Regions from separate parts of the Homo sapiens genome. Here all the other regions are linked to region 1. Evidence: chromatin contacts called from ENCODE Hi-C or POLR2A ChIA-PET data. All regions are on one chromosome and are shown on one strand. Each heading gives the region's core, a stretch centred on a gene start or an enhancer-like site at or near the end of the contact. The rest is flanking DNA. Distances are from core to core; before and after follow the strand shown. Region 1 overlaps ZMIZ1-AS1 (ZMIZ1 antisense RNA 1). Region 2 overlaps LOC105378379 (a long non-coding RNA gene). Region 3 holds the start of PPIF (peptidylprolyl isomerase F). Region 4 overlaps ZMIZ1 (zinc finger MIZ-type containing 1). Region 5 has its middle 30 kb from the start of PPIF. Region 6 overlaps ZMIZ1 (zinc finger MIZ-type containing 1). Region 7 holds the start of ZCCHC24 (zinc finger CCHC-type containing 24).

Evidence for each region. Hi-C counts contacts between places; a loop is a spot of excess contacts on that map. ChIA-PET counts read pairs that join two places held with the same protein, here RNA polymerase II (POLR2A). Pooled maps may share reads with other maps.
Region 2: a loop to region 1 is called in a map of posterior cingulate gyrus, with 21 times the contacts of the local background. The contact joins two enhancer-like sites. A Hi-C loop is called at or near these places in 1 of 168 maps with a recorded cell type or tissue (posterior cingulate gyrus). POLR2A ChIA-PET finds 5 or more read pairs at or near these places in 1 of 52 experiments (activated T-cell).
Region 3: a map of naive thymus-derived CD4-positive, alpha-beta T cell shows a loop between it and region 1 (6-fold over the local background). The contact joins the promoter of PPIF here to the enhancer-like site in region 1. A Hi-C loop is called at or near these places in 3 of 168 maps with a recorded cell type or tissue (CD4-positive, alpha-beta T cell and naive thymus-derived CD4-positive, alpha-beta T cell), 3 of 37 single-sample maps with no recorded cell type and 8 of 50 pooled maps. POLR2A ChIA-PET finds 5 or more read pairs at or near these places in 1 of 52 experiments (MCF 10A).
Region 4: a loop to region 1 is called in a pooled map, with 6 times the contacts of the local background. The contact joins two enhancer-like sites. A Hi-C loop is called at or near these places in 2 of 37 single-sample maps with no recorded cell type and 11 of 50 pooled maps. POLR2A ChIA-PET finds 5 or more read pairs at or near these places in 2 of 52 experiments (CD4-positive, alpha-beta T cell and Panc1).
Region 5: a map of PC-3 shows a loop between it and region 1 (2.3-fold over the local background). The contact joins two enhancer-like sites. A Hi-C loop is called at or near these places in 1 of 168 maps with a recorded cell type or tissue (PC-3), 1 of 37 single-sample maps with no recorded cell type and 11 of 50 pooled maps. POLR2A ChIA-PET finds 5 or more read pairs at or near these places in 2 of 52 experiments (PC-3 and activated B cell).
Region 6: a loop to region 1 is called in a map of ascending aorta, with 4 times the contacts of the local background. The contact joins two enhancer-like sites. A Hi-C loop is called at or near these places in 2 of 168 maps with a recorded cell type or tissue (ascending aorta and dorsolateral prefrontal cortex) and 11 of 50 pooled maps. POLR2A ChIA-PET finds 5 or more read pairs at or near these places in 3 of 52 experiments (CD4-positive, alpha-beta T cell, PC-3 and Panc1).
Region 7: a map of CD8-positive, alpha-beta T cell shows a loop between it and region 1 (7-fold over the local background). The contact joins the promoter of ZCCHC24 here to the enhancer-like site in region 1. A Hi-C loop is called at or near these places in 5 of 168 maps with a recorded cell type or tissue (CD8-positive, alpha-beta T cell, PC-3, ascending aorta and 2 more), 5 of 37 single-sample maps with no recorded cell type and 15 of 50 pooled maps. POLR2A ChIA-PET finds 5 or more read pairs at or near these places in 2 of 52 experiments (H1 and WTC11).

The regions. Positions count from the first base shown.
Region 1 is chr10:78,971,977-78,974,676 of GRCh38, forward strand. All of the region lies in intron 5 of ZMIZ1-AS1 (ZMIZ1 antisense RNA 1), which reads right to left. Among named protein-coding and RNA genes, the nearest start is that of ZMIZ1-AS1, 94 kb to the right of the region's middle. RefSeq lists enhancers at 184-1,115, 2,670-2,700 and silencers at 1,399-1,518, 1,559-1,628, 1,799-2,288. Within about 2 kb of position 1,260, at least 38 of the 41 ENCODE cell types and tissues checked have a DNase peak (open chromatin) inside an H3K27ac peak, as active enhancers do; they include CD8-positive, alpha-beta T cell, PC-3, ascending aorta and 2 more, where a contact is called at or near this core.
Region 2 is chr10:78,687,900-78,690,599 of GRCh38, forward strand. All of the region lies in intron 1 of LOC105378379 (a long non-coding RNA gene), which reads right to left. Among named protein-coding and RNA genes, the nearest start is that of ZMIZ1-AS1, 380 kb to the right of the region's middle. Within about 2 kb of position 1,317, at least 6 of the 41 ENCODE cell types and tissues checked have a DNase peak (open chromatin) inside an H3K27ac peak, as active enhancers do.
Region 3 is chr10:79,346,102-79,348,801 of GRCh38, forward strand. PPIF (peptidylprolyl isomerase F) reads left to right here and starts at 1,368. Exons shown (of 6, transcript NM_005729.4): 1 at 1,368-1,642. The coding sequence starts at 1,448. RefSeq lists cis regulatory regions at 1,035-1,612, 1,112-2,153, 1,112-1,785, 1,112-1,663, 1,112-1,662 and 5 more and silencers at 1,142-1,551, 1,572-1,801.
Region 4 is chr10:79,285,195-79,287,894 of GRCh38, forward strand. The region is part of intron 8 of ZMIZ1 (zinc finger MIZ-type containing 1); the gene reads left to right. Among named protein-coding and RNA genes, the nearest start is that of PPIF, 61 kb to the right of the region's middle. RefSeq lists cis regulatory regions at 38-538, 1,026-1,526, 1,124-1,624, 1,140-1,640, 1,149-1,649 and enhancers at 374-563, 777-1,427, 974-1,593, 1,428-2,078. Within about 2 kb of position 1,262, at least 23 of the 41 ENCODE cell types and tissues checked have a DNase peak (open chromatin) inside an H3K27ac peak, as active enhancers do.
Region 5 is chr10:79,316,556-79,319,255 of GRCh38, forward strand. No RefSeq gene overlaps it. Among named protein-coding and RNA genes, the nearest start is that of PPIF, 30 kb to the right of the region's middle. RefSeq lists cis regulatory regions at 24-524, 50-550, 56-556, 739-1,239, 872-1,601 and 5 more and enhancers at 1,129-1,188, 1,778-2,353. Within about 2 kb of position 1,281, at least 10 of the 41 ENCODE cell types and tissues checked have a DNase peak (open chromatin) inside an H3K27ac peak, as active enhancers do; they include PC-3, where a contact is called at or near this core.
Region 6 is chr10:79,264,949-79,267,648 of GRCh38, forward strand. The region is part of intron 7 of ZMIZ1 (zinc finger MIZ-type containing 1); the gene reads left to right. Among named protein-coding and RNA genes, the nearest start is that of PPIF, 81 kb to the right of the region's middle. RefSeq lists enhancers at 330-379, 746-1,705 and a cis regulatory region at 1,142-1,998. Within about 2 kb of position 1,368, at least 36 of the 41 ENCODE cell types and tissues checked have a DNase peak (open chromatin) inside an H3K27ac peak, as active enhancers do; they include PC-3, ascending aorta and dorsolateral prefrontal cortex, where a contact is called at or near this core.
Region 7 is chr10:79,444,184-79,446,883 of GRCh38, forward strand. ZCCHC24 (zinc finger CCHC-type containing 24) reads right to left here and starts at 1,441. Exons shown (of 4, transcript NM_153367.4): 1 at 1,012-1,441. The coding sequence starts at 1,257. It overlaps LOC105378383 (a long non-coding RNA gene), which reads left to right and starts at 2,058. Exons shown (of 4, transcript XR_946104.4): 1 at 2,058-2,700. RefSeq lists silencers at 1,294-1,353, 1,364-1,873.

The DNA.
Region 1 (2,700 bases), core at 10-2,509:
GCCTTGAGATCAGGGTTCAAGGCAGGGCTGGGGGTAGACAGAGAGTACACTGTCCTTTCCTGAGCCCCTATTCCATGACAAGTACATTCCATGACATATACTCAGGGCTCATAGGCATTCTCTCTTTAACTTTTGCAACCTCTCCATGGAGTAAGGGTCACTATGCACATTTTAAAGTAGAGGAAAAAGGGGTTCAAAGAGGTTATGTGACTTTCCCCAGGTCATAAAGCTAGCAGATGAAGGAGCCAGGCTGTGACCCCACATGCACCTGCCTCCCAGCCTATGTAGATCCTAATCTTCCCAACTACCTGCCCCCCCGAAGGATGGGAAAGACTGGGAAGTGGCCAGGGTTGGCCTGCTGTGGCCCTGGAGCCTGCCTCCCTGATCAGGGTCACAACCAAGGCTACGATTCCAGTGCCAGGGGACCAAGTCCAGCAAGCAAGCCCTGGCTGGGGGGGCTGCAGGAGTGAGCAATCCTGGGGAAGGAGCAAATGTGTGCCCTGCTTCAGCCTCAGGGGGGTCTGTCCCTGCATGCAAATCTCCAACCTGGAACTGGGAAGCTTTGGCAGCTGGGCCAGCCCATAGAGAGGGAGCAGGGCCAGAGCTGGGAAGGTTCTAGACCCAGCCAAGCAGCAGGGGCCTGAGCTGTAGCTTGAGTCACAGCCTTGCCTTGGTCACACTAGCCTTTCCGAAGGCCCAGCCGTCAGCACTGGCCCTGGGGTGGACCCCTGTGAGGCTGTGTGGTTGCCAGGGAAGCCAGAAGAAATGACTTACTCCTGCCCCTGCCTCTAATGTCATGCGGTCACAAGTCCCCAGAAGGTCTGGGCTGGCCTGGGCCCTTGCCCTCCCCACGGTGGGGGCTCACCCAGCCTGGGCGCGCTGGTCACACTCAGCTCTGGCCAGGCATGAGTCAGCACTGTCAGCCTGCGTGTGGCCACAGCTGGCTGGACGCTGAGGCCAGCCAGGCCGGGCCCTGGAGGTCTGCTGGGGCCCTGGGGCCTCACTAAAGGGGAGAGGTGGCCCCAAATGACCCACAGGATCACACAAGAGAGAAGAAAAAGGACTAAATAGAGAAAAGCCAAGTACAAAGTAAGAATCTCAAAACTTAAAGTGGCAGACGCAAATTCAGAGTCAGGAAAATTGGCCACACAACACAAACAGACACACACACACGGGTCACTAGCACACGTGTAACCCCCACTCCAGACAAACACCATATGCAGAAGACACACATGCCATATATACACATCCTCGCAGTGTCCCTGTGTCACGCGGAAAAAGCCACGCCTACACAACTCAGCAGACACACACTGGCATTCCCAGAGGATGAGCCCACACAGGCGCCGCAAGCCCGCCGCAGGTCCCGCATGCACTGCCTGTCTGTGACAGATGGCTTCTGTCCAACCCAAGGGTCCGGCCCACAGCCCTCGGCTCACACGGCCATACAAGTCTGGGGACATCATGTCACGCTCGCTTACTCTAAGGGCCCTGAGGCTTGTGAGGGCTGTGGTCAAAGACAGGCCTGGGAACTGGGGTCCTGAGCACCCTAGCCCAGCCCAGTCCCGCCCCGCGGAGGGGCCCGACTGAGCTGGGCCGCGCGCCCCAGCAGCCCCAGCAGCCGCCGCCCACCTCGGCCAGCCTGGCTTCTGCGCCCCGCCAGGAGGTCGCGGAGCGGAGCGCGGCCAGGAAGTGAGCTGAGAGTGACAGCTCCCCCCACGCTGTTTGTTTATTCATGACTCATTCTCTCCACACACTGGCTCTTCTTTCTTTCGGGAGGAGGGGAGAAAGGAGCGGGAGGGCGGGCGGGCAGGGGAGAGGCAGGCTCCACAATAAACAATGAGGCAGCTGAGCCGGTGGGGAGGGAGGAGCCCGCGCGGGGCGCAGGGCCGGGGCTGGGGCCGGGGCGCGGTGTTTCCAGGCCGGCCGGCCCGAGGCTTGCGCTCCCGATCCCCGATCCCCGATCCCCGATCCCCGCTCCTCCCGGCCCCGCCCGGCCCAGCCCGGCCCGGCCCGCCCGCCGCCACCTCCCGGCGACCGGGCAGTAGCAGCCGTAATTGGATCCTCGCTGCCTCCTCCCAGCTCCCCGCCCCCAATCGGGGAGCGGGTAAATGCCGGGTACCTTGGCAAAACAGTCGGATCCAAACCTATTATTTGACTAATGGGCTTCCCTCGTGCGGCTCCGCAACGCCCTGCAGACTCGCCCCTCCCCCCTGCCCCCTCCCCAGAGATGGCTCCCCTCAGCGGCGCGGCTCCGGATAACTGGAGGAAGCGCGGGTTCCGAGGCTTCAAGGGCCTCATTGTTCTGCCTGGAGGGGCACATTGAAAATGCTCCAGGGTTTACTTCCTGTGAAAACAGCCTGGGAGGGAGGGGGCGATCCACGGTGGAAAGACATTATCCTCCTGGAAGCCGCCCAGATTACACAGGGAGAAAAAGGTTGTTTTGATTGTTGCTGGCTCTTTCTTTCTTCCTTCCTTTTTCTTTCTTTTTCCTTTTTTTCCCCTTCCCTCCTCTCTTTTGCTACCCTCCCCGGGCCAAAGATGAATCTTTACTGCTGTGGAGCAAGTTGGAAATGTGGGGCTGTTTTCTGCATAAATAAGGCTGGTGAATGGCAGAGCCAGATATAAAGTCTGATTCAGAGAAATTCAAAAGAATGCAGGGGCGATGAGGTGGGCAAATCCAAGAAACTCATTTCCCCAGCA
Region 2 (2,700 bases), core at 67-2,566, 280 kb before region 1:
TTTAAGATGTCAGGGTTGAAGATACTCTTGTAGCCTTTTAAGGAAGGAGATGTCAATTTCTTCTTTTAAAATTCCAAATAAAAATGTCACTAACAATATTTCTGATATCACTTCACAAGTGTCAGCCCATGCAAGCAATAGTGTGTGTGCATACATACAAGGGTGTGTGTGTGAGAGAGAGAGAATGAAAAGGCATGTACATACACATGCACAATAGATATGTGGATTTCTGTACGTTTGTGATTGTGACAGTGAGTTAGTGGGTATGTGAGTGCATGTGCATGTGTGTGTGTATGAATGTGAATGTGAGCATTTGAGTGTGTGCCTGTTTATGTATTGTGTGTGAAGGTGTGAGTGTGTGCATGTGCACATGGGTGTGTGTATGAGTGGGTGTAAGTGTGGACGTGCACGCGTGGGTATATTGTGTGTGTGAAGGTGTGTGTACACATGCACATGTGCATTGTGTAGATGTGTGAGGGTGTGTGTGTGAGGGCAGGGGTGCACACCTGTGTCCCTGAGAGTGTGTGCACGCCCATGTGTGCATGTGTGCCACTCAGGACAGCATGCACACATGGCTGCTCTGTCTCCTAGCAGCCTGCCTATCAGCTCCTCCCTGCATTCTTCCACGGCAGGCCCCAAGGCTGTGGCCAAGAAAGCAATCAGGCATCCCATTTGTATCTTGCCTGTCATCCACCCAAACAGCGGGCAGGCAGGGGCAAAGGGAAGGTGCCAGCCCTGCTCCTCAGATGCCCAGGCCTCCCCTACAATGGAGGAGGACTTGGCCAGACTGGGGGGCTGGCCCCACACTTCTACTGCACTCCCAATTACTGGCACCTTCTGAGTGGCTTATGGAAAAGGCACTGGTTGCCATGAGGAAGATATTCCACTGGAGCATTCCCATTCTCCACAAAAAGAACCTTCAGCATATTATACACATTTCTCAATGTGATTATCCCCAGCCCACACACACAGCTTGGAGGATTAAAACATAAAATACAGTCTGCTCCCCACACATGAGACCAACACTACAACTGGCATCATAATAAATAAATGAAGTGGCCTCTCCTCCTCCTTTCCCTCTCCTCTCCTTCCTCCTCCTCCCCCATTCCCTCCTCCTCTCCTCTCCTCTCCCTCCTCCCTGGTTCTCCCTCCTCCCCTCTCCCCTCCACCTCTGCCTGGTGCTGGGCTTGTTTTGCTTCTTGTCTTCTGGATCCCATCAATCCCCTCCTGCCCCTCCCCACACAGCCCACGGCGGGCAGCATCACCGCAAGGAACGTCACCCCATGCTGCTGCTGCCACCATGGAATGAGGGCTTTGTTCAACAAGCCACCCAGGGTTCTGTTTGCTGCCTCTGCCGCAGAGGGTTCACTACACTAAATGCTGGCAGAAGGGCGGAGTGAGGGCGGGAGGAGGGAGGAAGGAAGATTTTATAAGCAAATGGCTTCATGGATCATTGAAGGGACATTAGGAAGCATCCCGGAGCACCTAAAACCAAACGCCTCAGTGCAAATGGATGGAAGGGCGTCAGCTGTGGAAACTGGAGCTATTGCGAGCAGCTTGGGTTGCTAGGGAACAGCCCTGAGAACGTTTTGTCTTCAGGCTGCAGATCCTGGATCCTCCTGGGATTTCCAGTTCTAGAGCCACTGCCAGCCAGTGGTGCCAGCATCAGCAGGCGATGGGGCTAGGAAATCTGTGCAGTCCCAGGAGGCTGTGGGCCAGGCAGAGGGGCCCCAGGCTGCCTCTGAGATTGAGTGTGCATTAGGGGATAGGTTTGGGGAGCAGCCCATGCTGGTGATTTTCTTTAAACAAAAATGCTGGTGCCCAGCTTGGTACAGAAAGCCTGGGAGACAGGGGTTTCAACTTCCTGATAACAGTGCTCCAATTCGGAGCCCAGATCTGGTTAGTTCTGAGCTCAGCAACCCTGCCTGTGCACACTGTCCCCTCACATTCCTTCCTCTGGGCTTTCTCTCCACCAGCCCAGCCCCAGGACCATTCTCTTAAGAGCTCTTGTCAGCCCAACCGACTTGACCTCAGCTCTTTGGGGAGCAGGGGACTTTTTTTTTTTTTTTGAGACCAAGTTTCGCTCTTGTCACCCAGCCTGGAGTGCAGCGGTGCAATCTCGTCTCACTGCAACCTCCGCCTCCCAGGTTCAAGTGATTCTCCTGCCTCAGGCTCCCAAATATCTGGGACTACAGGCACTGGCCACCACACCCAGCTAATTTTTGTATTTTTAGTAGAGATGGTGTTTCACCATGTTGGCCAGGCTGGTCTCGAACTCCTGACCCCAGGTGATCCTCCCACCTCGGCCTCCCAAGGTGCTCAGATTACAGATGTGAGCCACCACGCATGACTATGGCACCTTTGATGGTACTTATACGCCAGTTAAATAATAAGTGATGTGCAGTGGTTCTTGTCTGTACACATTAATTAGGCTGTGTGGGGAGGGACAAGGGCTGGTTCTGTTCTCATTGTTTCACTAGCTATGGATAGTTCTAGGTTTTGGCTCACAGTCCAGTTTTTGTTAAGGTGCTGATGGAACACTTGCCAATGGCCCGGTTCAGTGCTGAATAGGAAGAAGAGCTGGCCAACTTGAGTTATTACATCTCTGCCACTCAAGGTGATGTCAGGTAAGCTGTTGACTCCAGCTGATCCTCAGTTTTTCTATCTGTAAAATGGGCTCATGATTAGCTAAAATAGCGT
Region 3 (2,700 bases), core at 118-2,617, 370 kb after region 1:
CAAGCTAGCATTCTTATGAAGCTAGGGCACTGCTCTGACCTCATGAATTTGCTTGGCTGGCATTTTGCTGCCTGACCTGTTCCCATGAGCCCATTCAGGATCTGGGGCAGGTCAGTCCAGAGCTGGTCCCTACTCCTGCCCACCTGCCTCCAAGGCTCAGCCCCACCCCTTTCTCTGACCCCTCAGGCCTCTAACTGAGACCGCAGCTCTCTGAATCCCAAACTGTGAGAAAGACAGTCCAGACTCTGTCCATCACAGATGCCCACAGGCACAGTACTTAGTTGACAAATCCATGTCTCTCTCGTTCATTTTATCCTAAGAACAGACACGAGAAAAAAGCAGGATGAGGAGCATGATCGCACCCTTACCCTCCAGATGGGAAACTGAGGCCCAGAGAGGCCTGGAGCACTGGTGCAAGCTGGTAGCAATACTCCAGGGCTCCCTAGCCCTAGCCAGTGCCTTCCTGTGTCCAGGCCTCAGCTTCCCCTGGGGACAGTACAAGTGTTGGGCCAGATGCTCTCTCAGGTCCCTGCGTGGCATCCATTTATTGCAGACCTCCCACCACCTTGCAGTGAGGGTGGCTCTGGCTGCTGGGAAGCCCACTTTCAGCACGTGGGGTTTAAATGCTCCTGCTGTGGGTCTCCCCACTGAGTCCCCTCCCAGGGTGCATGCTGATGGGAGGGGGCAGCTGGCAGTCTGCCCCGGGGCTGTCAGTGTGGGTCCTAGGAGGAGGGATCAGACCCAGTCCTGGGGAGGGCTGGGGGCCTGAAAGGAGCATGATGAGCCCAGGCTGCGTTTTCAGTCTTGCTAGAAGCAGGTCTGGTCCCCAGAAACAACTAGAGACAGGCCCAGGCCGGGACAAGCAGGCTAGGGGGCATCATGGGAGGTGTCTCAGCTTATCTCCTCCCTCTTGCGCCTCTAGCTCACTAATCCCGCCTCTCATCTCACCTTTCTCTAACCCTCTCAGACTGCAGGACCTAGGGCAGCAGGGAAGCTTATTTGGCCTGAGCCTTACCTGCAAAGGGCTCAAAGGTAGACTTTTGCTATTATATTCAAATTGCAACGTATAGATGCTCATATTTTGGAATTAATTACGTTTTAGCAGTTTTTCTTTTTTTAAAAAAATCTGCTGGTACCTTAATAAACATGGAACCAGCAACCTTTTGCCAGGTGTCTGTTCTCCGGGTCTCTGGGCCTGGAGGCGGGAGTGTTTCAAAGCACTTCACGCTCCGCGGCCCCACCGGCTGGCTGCGCTGCCCGCTGCGGCCGGCAGGGGTAGTCCACGGACAGGCCTGGAGGAGGCGGGACGGGGGCAGGGCCGGGAACCTGGGCAAGCCAATAAAGGCTGCGGCGCGCGGCTGCGCGGGACTCGGCCTTCTGGGCGCGCGCGACGTCAGTTTGAGTTCTGTGTTCTCCCCGCCCGTGTCCCGCCCGACCCGCGCCCGCGATGCTGGCGCTGCGCTGCGGCTCCCGCTGGCTCGGCCTGCTCTCCGTCCCGCGCTCCGTGCCGCTGCGCCTCCCCGCGGCCCGCGCCTGCAGCAAGGGCTCCGGCGACCCGTCCTCTTCCTCCTCCTCCGGGAACCCGCTCGTGTACCTGGACGTGGACGCCAACGGGAAGCCGCTCGGCCGCGTGGTGCTGGAGGTGAGACCGCTCGCAGGGCCGGCCTGGGCGCGGGACACGGGCCCGGGGAGAGCCCTGGGCCCCGGGCGGCGCGGTGCCGGGCGCGCTGGGTGACCTTGGGCCTCCCCATGCCGAGCTCTGGGCCTCAGTTTCCCCATTTCTGAGAATGGGCGTCAGAATGATTTCTTCCGGCCTCCCTCGGAGCACTGGAGCGGGGGAGACGGGAGGGAGGGCACGTGTGGAGGAGAAAGCTCAAGGTCAGATCGCAGAGAGGGAGGGCTCAGCACCTCTGGGCCGGCCCGGGCACGAGGGAGGGGCTCCAGGAGCCTTCTGGGGCTGAGCCTAGATCCGGAGCTCCGAGGTGGGTGTCGGGGGTCTTGGGGTGAGCGTCGTGGCCCAGCGGGTGCTCACGTGGCGGCCCTTGCACAACACGGAGCGCTTCCTGGCTCCGGCCCCGCCCCTGCGGTCGGGCTCACACTGGGGGTGCTGGGAAATGGAGCGAGAGGTGGTTTCCAGCAGTAGTGCGGGCCCAGTAGGCCTCAGGCCCCGGCCACCTGGTGGACCCCAGAATGCCCCTCCTGCGAGTCGGGACACACTCAGAGACAGTGTGCCCGGCGCCTCAACCCCTGCCACTGTCCTTGGGGGCCACACTGAGCACCTCCCCTAACTCTGTTTTTGGGTCTTTTCTAAAGCAAAGTAAGAAACAGTCACCAGGGTAGCTTTAGAGGGAAAGCCCTAGTGGAGCCTTCAGGTCGGCCACACATTGACAGCAGGGGTCTGTTTGTGTTGACTGGCCCGTATCCCAGGGAGCCCTTAGTATTTCTTCTTCATTCTCAGTTTCTTCTGGAAAATAGGGACACCCTTCCTGCTTCCATTTGGTTCCAGGGTGGGTCTTGCAGCTTCGAGGGTAGAGGCTGGCTGGGATGGGGCTTCAGCCTTCCCTCCCCACACCCTCATGCCTCTCCCTGGGCCTCAGTTTCCCAACCCCGAATGGAGGAGCTGGTCTGGCTTCTACCTTAGACACACTCTCTTGTCCCTGAATTTCTGATGCTTTGGGCCCAGCTGTGGGAGCACTGCCA
Region 4 (2,700 bases), core at 12-2,511, 310 kb after region 1:
TGAGCCCCAGCTTCTAAGATGGGCATCTGTTGGGCCCACTTAATGGGGCACTGAATGAGTTCTTAGGTGAAGGCCACTTCACAAAATTCCTTGCATCTAGAAGTCACTCAGTAAATCAGAACAACAGTAACAGCGGCAGCCAGCAGTTTCAGGGTGTCCAAGGTGTGCGGGACTCTGGGCCTCATACATGTTAGGCACTTACACTTAACCCTCACGGCAGCCTTCGAAGGGAGGGGCTGAATCAGCCCCATTTCATAGATGAGGTTGCTGAGGCATACAGAGAGTGAGCAGTGGTTTCATCGCTTCCCTCTGTGTCCTTCTCTCACTTTCTGGGCCCCAGTGGCCATGTGGCCACAGACACACTGTGTAGGTGGTCGGTCATCAGGCTTAACGAAATGGACATATTCATTTTCAGCATCACTCCAAGGGTGAGTGCAGAGAGGTGGTTTCTCCCTGGCACATTTTTTTGTTTAGCAAAGGTTTCCTGAGCCCTATTGGTGTGTGAAGACATCATGCTTGGCTCAGGGAGCCCAAGAAATCAGTGACAGCTCCTGAGGCAGAAGGGAGAAGGCAGAGGGTTCTCACTCTTGCCAGGAATGCGAAGAGCCAGTGGAGTTCAGTACCTTCTGCAAGGGCTTCCCGGAGGAGGTGGCCTTTGGAAGAGCCTGGAAAGGATGAATGGCATTTTCAAGGTGGGATGGAACTTGCCAGCCTGAGAAGAGGCACAGAGGCCCCTGTATTAGGGAGCAGTTGGCAAATGGAACCGTTGCTGCTGACATTGCAGATGGCTTCTGGCCTTGGTGCTTCTGTGGGTGGAGCAGGATTGTTGGGGCCGTTTTGGCTGGACAGGACTGTGGCTGGGAGCAGCTTATGGTGTGATACTGGGCAGGCCATGCTGGATTAGGGTTGTACAGAGTGGGACAGAATTATTAAAAAATGCCAAGCACCTGTGACCAGGTGAAGCAAGTCTGCAGGTTAAACTGTGCTCGTCGGAGAGAAGAAGGGCTCTCAGGCACCCTCCAGACCCTCCTCCCATCCCAGCCAGGCCATGCCTTTCTGGTAGCAGCCCAGGGGTCTGCTTGGTCCTTCATCCTTGGGAACAGGGACCAGGCATTCCCCCGGTGGTGGTATCTTGAGTCTAGGCAGTGGCGTCACATCAGCAGGGCTGCTGTGGGGGCCTGCGGGGGCGAGAGCCTTCTCTGCGACAGCAGGAGCCCGTCTCCCCCAGAATGAGATGAGTCACGGTCCTGTCGGTGCGGCTGCCACTTCTGCTTCTGCAGCAGGTGCGTGTGGAGGCAAGCTAGTCCTGAGACTGCCCCACACGCTGTGCCTGTCTCTTCCCCAGTGCACGGGCAGCATGCCAGCAGGGCCTCGCGTGTGTGCACGGATGTGTCCTCCATATGCCTGCGTGCATCTTTGCTCTGGGGCGGCAAACCTTCCAGCCAGGCAGTGGGATGGCCAGTTTGGGAACGTTGGTTAGCTTTGCTTCTCACCAAGTTTGGGGCAGAGGGGACAAAACAGGAAGGAGCTGGTTTCCGCCCACAAGGCTCACCCACGGAGCTGCAGGGCAGTTGGGAGCTTGTTCGTGGGCCTGTGTAGCGTCCTGGGCTGAGGTGATGAGGCAGCAGTTGCCCACTCCCTGGCCACAGGCAGGGCCCTGCCGGCCCCTGGGGCCTCCCATGGGGGTTCATTTCCTGAGCCTGGCCAGGCATGTTCTCAAAGGATAGGAACTTCCGTCTCAAGGCCATCAGCCTGGAGGGTTGGTGGGAACTTGTGGGGCAGAAGTTCTGGGGCGAGAAGCCACTCAGGCTTGGGTTTTGTTCAGATGTAGGGGACCCCCTCTGGTCATCCAGCACACCTAGGACATGGGCCTTGAGGACAGCAGGTGTCCAGGGGATCTCCTCTTTGTTTTGTAAAAGCGTGACCTGTAGAGCCTCCCTGTGAGACTCTGGTGTGCCAGTCTGGAACCAGGTGGTGTGCCGGGTCCCCAGTGACCTCCCTGGGAGACAGAGGCTGTTCCAGCCCAGCCTTCCTGAGGAGCAGGCTCATGGCTACTTTCCTGTGTTTCTCTGCACTGCCCACTCCCTCTGGGCTCCCAGTCTCCAATCCGCCACCTGGAGAGCAGAGTCTGTCGCTATCTGTCACCTTTGGCCCAAGCATCTGGATCTTCAACAAGCCACTACCCATCATTGTGCCTGGCCAACTGAGTGCCCTGAGTACAGCTCCTCTACTCCAAATGCGAGTCCTGCAGTTTCCCCAGAAATCACGAGCAGCGCTCAGTTGGGAAAGCCCTTTGACTGCATTCTCCTCTTTGAGCCACATCAGATTTAGGCTGCTGAACCTGTGTTCAAACCTATTTGACCAAGATCCACGATAAATACACATACGACACCTTGACCCAAGGTGCACATGTATTTGTGTATAAAACCAAGACAGAAGCTCAAGGACTAATCTTCATCTTTATTGTGTGCTCACACTCCATCACTTTCTAGTTGATGCTTTTTTCTCCCCTGCTGGTTGGATGTCATCACCTGCTCAGATTCTGTAACCCACAGTTGGAAAACACAGAGTAGAGTGGGGAGGTATCATCTGATGCCCATTTTACAGATGAGGAGATTGAGTGAGGAAACTTGCACCAGGGTCCTAAGCACAAAAGTCTCTGCCGTCACAGAGCTGTTCTAGAGGCAGACAGACAATAAT
Region 5 (2,700 bases), core at 31-2,530, 340 kb after region 1:
GTGGTTTGGGTGTTTTTGCTTTTGTTTTAAACCACACCCCCCGCCCTGTTACCCTCTGCACACACAAAAAAGAAAGGCAGGTGGTTTGGGTGTTGAATTGGAAGAACCCCTGTCCATGGGGGTCCCTGGAACCAGTCCCTGGTGGGGCAAGTGCAGTGTGTGGCCGGATGGTTGGGGGAGTTGGGGTGGCTGAATAGGGCCAGGTGGCTGCAGGGTGCTAGGGGCCCCTGTGGCATGTGACTCAGAGTGTGCAACAGTGTCCCATCTTTGATGGTCCCTTGTGGATTATGCTGGGTTTAAGTAGCAGGAAGCTATTCATATTAAGCCACAGAGGGTGCTGTTCAGAGCACACAGGAGTGTGGCTTCAATGGAGAGTGAGCATTCACTGCACCCATGGCTCCCTGCTGGCATCTCAGCATCCCTGGCCTCCACCTCTCGGTACACCTGCCCCTCCCCTCCTAGGGAAGCTTGGGTTTTCCCTCCTCCGTGAGCATGCTTTACATGGGGTACTGTCTCACGATAGCCCCTGCCCAGGCCATGGTTCTAACCATCCTTCCAGCCTCGGCACCAACACAAACTGACAACACTTGATGTGTCTCCGATTGAAGTTTTAGGAACATGCATCTGACACAGCCCCGCAGCCAGTCCCTGCCCTCCCTCCACGCAGCCTCACCTTAGGGGGAAAGCAAATGTGGCTGTCATGGCCTTTCCTCCACAGGGACTGTCCACAGAGGGAAGAAGGGCCGGGCCGGCACCCCAGAGATCTCCACTCAGATGTATCCGGGTGTCAGGAGAGTGAGGGGCATGTGTGTGCAGGAGCCGGCGGTGTGGGGGAGGCTGCAGGGTGCTGCCTGTAGGGGGCTGGGTGCCTAGAAGCCCCCTGCTCCTGGGGCCTCTCCGAGGTGGCTGGAGTTTCTCCTTTTGGAGGGAGGTGGAAGGTGAGGAGGAGAAAAGATTTACCTTAAATAATGGAACACCCACCGGCCACTGCTCAGCTGCAGGCACTGCCTTCTGCCAGCATCACCAGGACAGGCTGACTCTCTCTGAACAGACACCCCTCCGAGAGGAGGGTGATTAGTTAGCTTGAGGGAGAACTTCCCGTAGGAGACATGCCCCCCTCCCTGTGCCTTAGAGCAGTGTGGTGGGGCTGGACCAGCACTTTAATAAAACAAATGAGAATACAGTAGAAAATATCAGGAGTGTGCCCTACAAAGTAAAGGGTAGCATTCTATCAAGAAACGTGTGTGTGTGTGTGTGTGTGTGTGTGTGTGTGTGTGTGTGTGTCTGCTGAGTCATGATGTTAATTCTTATTTGTGGGTTGTGGTTGAAAACAAAAAGTTTGAATGCCATTGACTTAAAGGCAGGAAGTGGGCAGGGGAGCAGGGAGGGAGGAAGGGCAGTGTGCTCCCCCAACTTCATGATAATAAGCAAACCTTCCTGGCATTTCAGCTGGAGACTCTGAACCTGGGATACAGGCCTGTGGCTGCCCCACAAGGCTGTATGGAGACTGGCCGGCCCCATCTCAGCTAACTCCTCCCCAGACGGGTGACTTCCTTCTGTGAGCCTAACCCCTGGACCAGAAACATCCACCTAAAAAGCCCAGTGGGGGCCCTGGCTTGGGACAGTTCAGAGTTCAGCCTCCCAGCATGTGGGGCCACACACTGTGGATCATCTTACGTCTCTTCTTCCTCTAGCCCACTGCAAAAAGTCTCCACCCTGAATCCACTGACTGTCTTCATGTAAGGCCATGGGATGCTATTGGGGAAATTCATTCAGCCCCACAGGTCGATGTCAGGATACACTGGGGTCTCCAGCCTCCCTGAATGCTAAGGGCACTCAATGTTTAATGGCCCCCCATTTCCCTTCTCCTCTGCTCCAGCCTCCTGCTAACCACGCCCACCTCGCTCTAAGCAGGCTACCCTACCCTCACCCAGCTCCCCACTGTCCCTGCTGCTACCCACAGACCTATCTCCATCCACCCTGGCCATATCTTTTTCCACCCAGGCCCAGAGGATGTGGTGTCCCTTCCCCAGTTGGGGCTACCCCTCCCCCAGCCCCTGACACCATCACCCCTTTCTCTTCTCCAAGGAGTCTCATTCTATCAGCCCGTTAACCCTCCCCATACCTCTGCCTCCCGCCTCCCCGGGTTTAGTGGCCCAGGCTCTGGCATTGCAAGGTTCAGCTTGGTCTGGGCTCCACCCCTTGATGGCCAGTCTCTGCTCCTTCCCATGCAGGCTTCTCAGCCACAAAACTGCCAGTGCCCACTCTCTTTCTCTGTCACCCTTCATATGCCTGGTTCATGCCCCACCAGTTCTCTGACACTTCTCCTGCAAGCTCACCAATGGCCTCTTCGTTGCTGATCCACGCTGCTTTCTGAGACTGGACCTCACAGCTGCACTTGACAGTTGCCATTTCTTCCTTGAAGCTCTCTTCTCTTGGTGCTATGGTTTGAATGCTTGTCCCCCCCACCACAACTCATGGTGAAACTTAATCCCCGGTGTAACAGTACTAAGAGGCAGGCCCTTGGGTCATAAGGGCTCTGCCTTCATGAATGGATTGATGGATTAATGAGTTGGCAGATTCATGGGTTATCATGGGAGTAGGTCTCTTATAAAAGCCAACTTGGCACGCGCTTGCCCTCCTCGCCACATGATGCCTTCTGCCATACTACAATGCATCATGAGGCCCTCACCAGATGCA
Region 6 (2,700 bases), core at 118-2,617, 290 kb after region 1:
TTCTGGGCTGGGGTTTTAGTCTGGCGTCTTATCCTGGGTCCATGCATCCTGCCCAGCCTCCACTGGGTGAGGCATGGCCAAACCGGTTTGGGAAACAGCACTGACAAAACTAGCCCTGACGGCTCTGAGGTTCCCTGGAGTTCAGTTCCCAGGGTGAGTTCACACGCCTCGAGGCTCCCAGTTCCCAGCTCCTGACAACCCGGGCAGCCCTTGGGGAGAGGGGGCGGGCGTGCGAGGAGTGTTCCTAGAGGGAGGGACAGGCTGTAGGCCCTCTCTCAGGCCAGACTGGACCACAGGACCTGAGAAGGCAGGACCTGCCCAGCACAGGGAAGCAGGTAGGGCAGGGTGAGCTGGGCCGGGAGCCTGCTTGCAGATCCCAGGCCACCTGCACCACCCAACTAGCCAGTCCTCCCTATGCACAGGGCTTCAGCTTGTGTGGGGACCGGGGGTGGGGGCAGCAGAGACGGACAGGGTCACTCGCAGCCCAAGCGCCAGCAGACAACTCCTTTTTTTTCTTTTCTTTTTTTTTTTTTTTTTGGCCTTTCTTACCCACAAGTGATGGTGATAGAGGTACAGGGAGCAGAACATGGGAATGATCTAGAAAACTCAGGAGGAGCTGAAACTCAGTTCAGCTTGCTACTGATGGTGCTGAGGCAGCAATACCATCAGTCTGCCGGAGACTGAGATTTTCCCCCAAGGAAAACCTCTCTGATGTAGGTTCCAGGGGTCAGCTGTCAGGGTCACCAGAGTCCAACTCACAATGCCCCAGAAGTGATGTTTTCTATAACCAAGGAGAAGGCCTAGCCCCTCAGCAGCCCCAGCAGCTGAGACCACAGGGTGCTCCCCACCCATCCACTCTCCTAGGACCCTGTCACCCTCAGAGTCCTGCAAGCATCGGCTGTTTGACCTCAGCGAATCCACTCTACTCTCTGGGCTTTGGCCTTGATCAACGGAGCAGCCCAACAGGGTGAGCTCTCTGGAGCCCCTTCCATCTGTAATCCCTGCTAGCGGTGTGGAGAGGCAGTCCACCCCAAGTGTGCAGACAGACAGCTCACCCCATATCACCTGCAAGATTGAGAAGAAGTCATGCAAGGTCAAGACTGGCCTGCGCCCTGAGAAACGTGACCCCACTTGGAGGCCAGGGCTGATTCAGGGGGCCACAGACTTCAGAGAGCAGTGCCCACCCCCTGTCTTTTACATGTGGCCAGAGACGGGAGGAAGTTGCCCACAGTCACACAGGAGGTTCAAGAAGCTGGGGTTGGCACCAAGTCTTAGGAGTGGGAGGCAGGCAGGAGGCACAGAGCTGTCTCCTGGGGATATGCCTGCTCTCAGACATGATGTCACAGAATTATGGGCATGAAAGTGGGGCCTTCGCGTACCAGCAGTGGGCGGGGCCGTTGTCCTGTGGAGTGACTGTTTGAATCACCCCTTCTTGGGCCTGGATTTCCCTTTTGTAAAATACAGGTAGTGTAATCCTTGGCAGGGTCCTAATTGGGTCTTGGGAGGTTTGAATGAAGTAGGAAGAACCACACGGCTGGGAGAACCAAAAGGTTGTGTGCTCCCACGGCCCGGTTAGATCCTCATCCACAGCAGGGTGAGTCGGGCCAGAAGGGGTGCCCCATCTTACAGAAGCACACACATGGCCCTGAGGCTGCACTGATGGTGCGGTGGTCTCGCTAGAGCCAACCCTGGTCTCCTGGGGCCCAGTAGTCACTGCCCCCGGTCCGAGGACTGTGAGTCTCTGTGGTCATGTGCTTCCTGTGCTATTTCCTCCTGGGAGATGACCCAAGAGAGCTGGCAGGGAGGAGGCCCCTTTTCCTATTTCTGGGGCACCCAGCAGTGACGGGTCTACAGGCAGGAAGTCCAGCCCCAGAGCCCCAGCCTCCAGCCGGGCAGAGTAACAATTCTGCGGCTAGTTCTGTTCTCAGGGCTCATGAGTCAGACCACTCATTCCTGCTTTGAGTAAATCAGCCAGAGTAGGAATCCTAGTTCCTGCCCGTCTCCCACCTCCTTCTGGACACAGTGGAATGGGGCTGAGGAGGGGCTTGGGCTCTGCCCACCGCCCAGGCCTCCTATTGTGGAGAGGACAGCTGCAAAGTCCCCCCAGCCCCTGTACCCACACACTCCAGAGGAGGAAGGGGTCTGCCTAGACCAGCCTCCTGGCACTGCTTGGCCTGAGAGCAGAGTCAGAAATGAGTGCCTGTCGGGGTGGCCCTGTGAGGGCCTGGGGTGTCTGGATGTGGGCACAGTTGGGTGCTAGGGGAGCACCCAGTCCAGTAGGGAAGGGGGCACTGTCTGCCCCAGGGAGCACCCAGTGTGAAGGGGTGGTGTGAGGCTGGGCACTCCTGAGCATCTGCATGATTTTCTTGGAGATGGGTGAAAGAAATTGTATTTTATTTGAGCAATTTTCTACAGTACTTAGGTGGAGAAATGGAGCACCCTCTGCATCCCAAGGGAACATGTATACTACAGCAACACTGCTAACAGTTTATTCCCATGTAATGCTTTCTACATGCCTGGTATTGTACCAACATTCTATGTATAGTAACTTACTTAATCCTCATGGTAATTTAGGTGGTAGGTGCTACTTATTATCCCCATTTTGCAGAAGGGAAAACCAAAGCACAGAGAGCTAAAGTAACTTACCCAAGATCACACAGCTGCTACGTGGCTGAGCTGGGATTTGAACCCAGGCAGCCT
Region 7 (2,700 bases), core at 191-2,690, 470 kb after region 1:
CCCCACAAGGGGAGGAAGTGAAGGCCACAGATGGGTGTCTGAAATTCCCAAATGAGGCAGGAGTAAATGGAGGGAGGGGAGGAGTCCAGCCCACGGAAAGGAGTGGTATCTGGGCAGGCCCTGGAGACTCTTCAAAAAGGGCTGGGAGGTGGTGGCGATCTGTGTATTTATCTTGCTGGCAAAGAGGCGCTGCCCAGTCAACTTTGTAACTGAATCCACCAAACAGGCAGACTTTGCAACACAGCCGGCCCAGGTTTCTGCAGAAGGCGCTGGGCAGCTGGAACCTCTCCCCCCCCCTTTCTAGCCCCCCTCCCAAGAGCTCAAGAGGATTTCCCTTTCATTTCCTTCGAGGCTGGGAGGGCTGGGGACAGCGCAGTCTGTGGGGTCAAGCCCTCAGAAACCACTTCCTATGTGGCTGGGGGAGGGCGAGCAGCTGGAGGACGTATCTGGGGTCCCCGAGTGAGAACAGCAGGAGAAGCCCTCTGGGCAGTCACTGCTCTCCAGGGTGCCTTTCGGGTCGGGAACCGCAGAGGTCGGAGAAAAGATTTTAGGCCCTTCCAGAGGAGCTCCGAGCAGAATCTGCACTCTCGGTCCCAGCCCGCGGTGGCCAGGACGAGGATAAGGTTGGGCGTGAGAAGGACACTTCGAAGGGGCTCCCCGCCCAGGCCGCACCCCAGCTGTCTGAAGAAAATCCGGAGACAACCCCTCCTCAACTCCCTCCCCCAACCCCTTTGGAGCAGGGCTGCCCTGGCAGGGAGAGGGGGCGGGAGAGCTCCGCCCCGGCCTGCATTGCTCCAGCCCGGGCTCAGCCGGGAGGTGACGCGCACCCGGCACCCCGGGGACTTCGGGCGGCGAGTTTGGCAGAGTTGAACGAAGCCAAGCCAAGCCGGGCCCGGCAATGCGGAGCCGGGCCGCGCCAGGCCAGGAAGAGCGGGTCAGACAGGGAACGGCCCGCCACGGTGGGGCGGTGGGGCGGTGGGGCGGTGGGCGGGGGCGCGCGGGGGCACCCACCTCTCCGCGCTGCAGCTGGAAGAAGCTGTTGAGATAGCTGGAGTGCAGGGGCGAGCCCAGCTGCTCGGGGCGGCCCTTGCCGAAGGCCAGCTCCGGGGGTGCGGCGCCGGCGGTCGGCTCGGGCCGGAAGGCATCGAAGGCGCTAGCCTGGTGCGTGTCCTGCAGCGACAGGTAGACCCAGTTGAGCAGCTGGGCGGGCTGGTACACCGAGGCGGCGCTCGTGTCGATGGCCGACAGCAGGCTCATTTTGTGGCGGCGGTGCCGGCCCCTCCCCGGCCGCCCGCTCGCGGCCCCCCTCCGCAGCGGAGGGGCGGGCACCGGGGAGCCTGTGCCCACTGCCCGCCTCCCGAGCCCCGACGGTGATCGCCCCGCGCCCTGCGCCCCGCGCGCTGCCCGCAGCCGCTGCCGCTGCCGCCGCCTCCCCCCGACTGCGGCCCCGGCGCGCGCAGGCGGTGGAAGGAGGCAGCGAAAGTTGGGCAGGAAACTTTTGGCCCCGCCCCTCCGCCCCGCCCACTGCGTCCCGCCCCGCCCGGCGATCCGCTATCTGCCTCGCGGCTGACCCCTCCAGCGGCGGCTCCGGGGGTGGGGTCCACGATGCCCCGCCGCCCACTCCCTGCCCCGCCTGGCACTGTCCTCGCCCTGCATTGGCTGTCTCGTTGAATATGAACCGTCAGGGGTGGGGAGAGAGGGGAGTGAGGCTCATCTGCATATGCAGCACGGCGCGGGCCCGCCCATGCGAGGCCCCGCCCAAGCCCCACCTCGTCCCAGCCCGGCCAACCCAGCTCCCCGAGCTGCCGGGAGCTCAGTGCAGCCCCGGCCTAATCAATTTCGTCTCCCTCTGTCGTCAGCGCTCTTGTCTCGTTCTTTCCAAATCCTCTGCAATTGTTTTTCACTCACTTTTCCTTTCCTATTTTCCCTCCTTTCTCATACTCCTTCTTTCTCTCTCTCTTAGACTAGTACTAGTCTCCTGTGTCCGTCGTCCTTGTATGTGGCGCCCTCCGTGTGTGTGTGTGTGTGTGTGTGTGTGTGTATGTCCTTCTCTTTCTCTCACTCTTCTTGTCTCCTTTCTTCTATTTCCGTCTGGTCTGATGTTTCTCCCTGTCTCTCCCGCTCCTCTCTCAGACGCGTGTACACAGACGCACACACTTCTAACTCCCTCCTCTCGCTATCACCATCGGACCCTCCCCCTCCTACTTAATTCCTTCCATCTGCAGAATCACTTTGCGGGCCGGCTGCGCCAAGGGGGGCCCGGGTTCCTGCCCCAGGAAAGACTCCCCGCCCCCTCCCCCCCCCCTTCTCCTATTTCTGCTCTGGGCCCGCCTCGCTTCTCGACCCTCTTCCTCCACCCCGGCTCCAGCCCTAGCCCGCCCCGGTGCCTTGGCGAGTCGCCAGGACACCAGCCTGGGCCGGGGGAGCTCGGGAAAGCGGCTGTCACCCATCTCGCTGGGACAACTCAGCTAGTCCAAGACTGCCTGGAGGGAGCCCCGCCCCCGCCTCCGCCTCCGCCTGACGCCCCAGGAAGCCCCGGGGCCTTCACCGTCTCTTTCTCCGGGTGGTCTTTGCTGCGCCAGCACCGGGGACCTAGCCCAGAGGAACTCACCGCCTGGCTGGGACCGAGTCACCTCTCCCACTTTCAGTCTGGCTCTGGAGCCATTCCGCCCAGCGTTGGAGTGCCAGCTTGGCCACCGT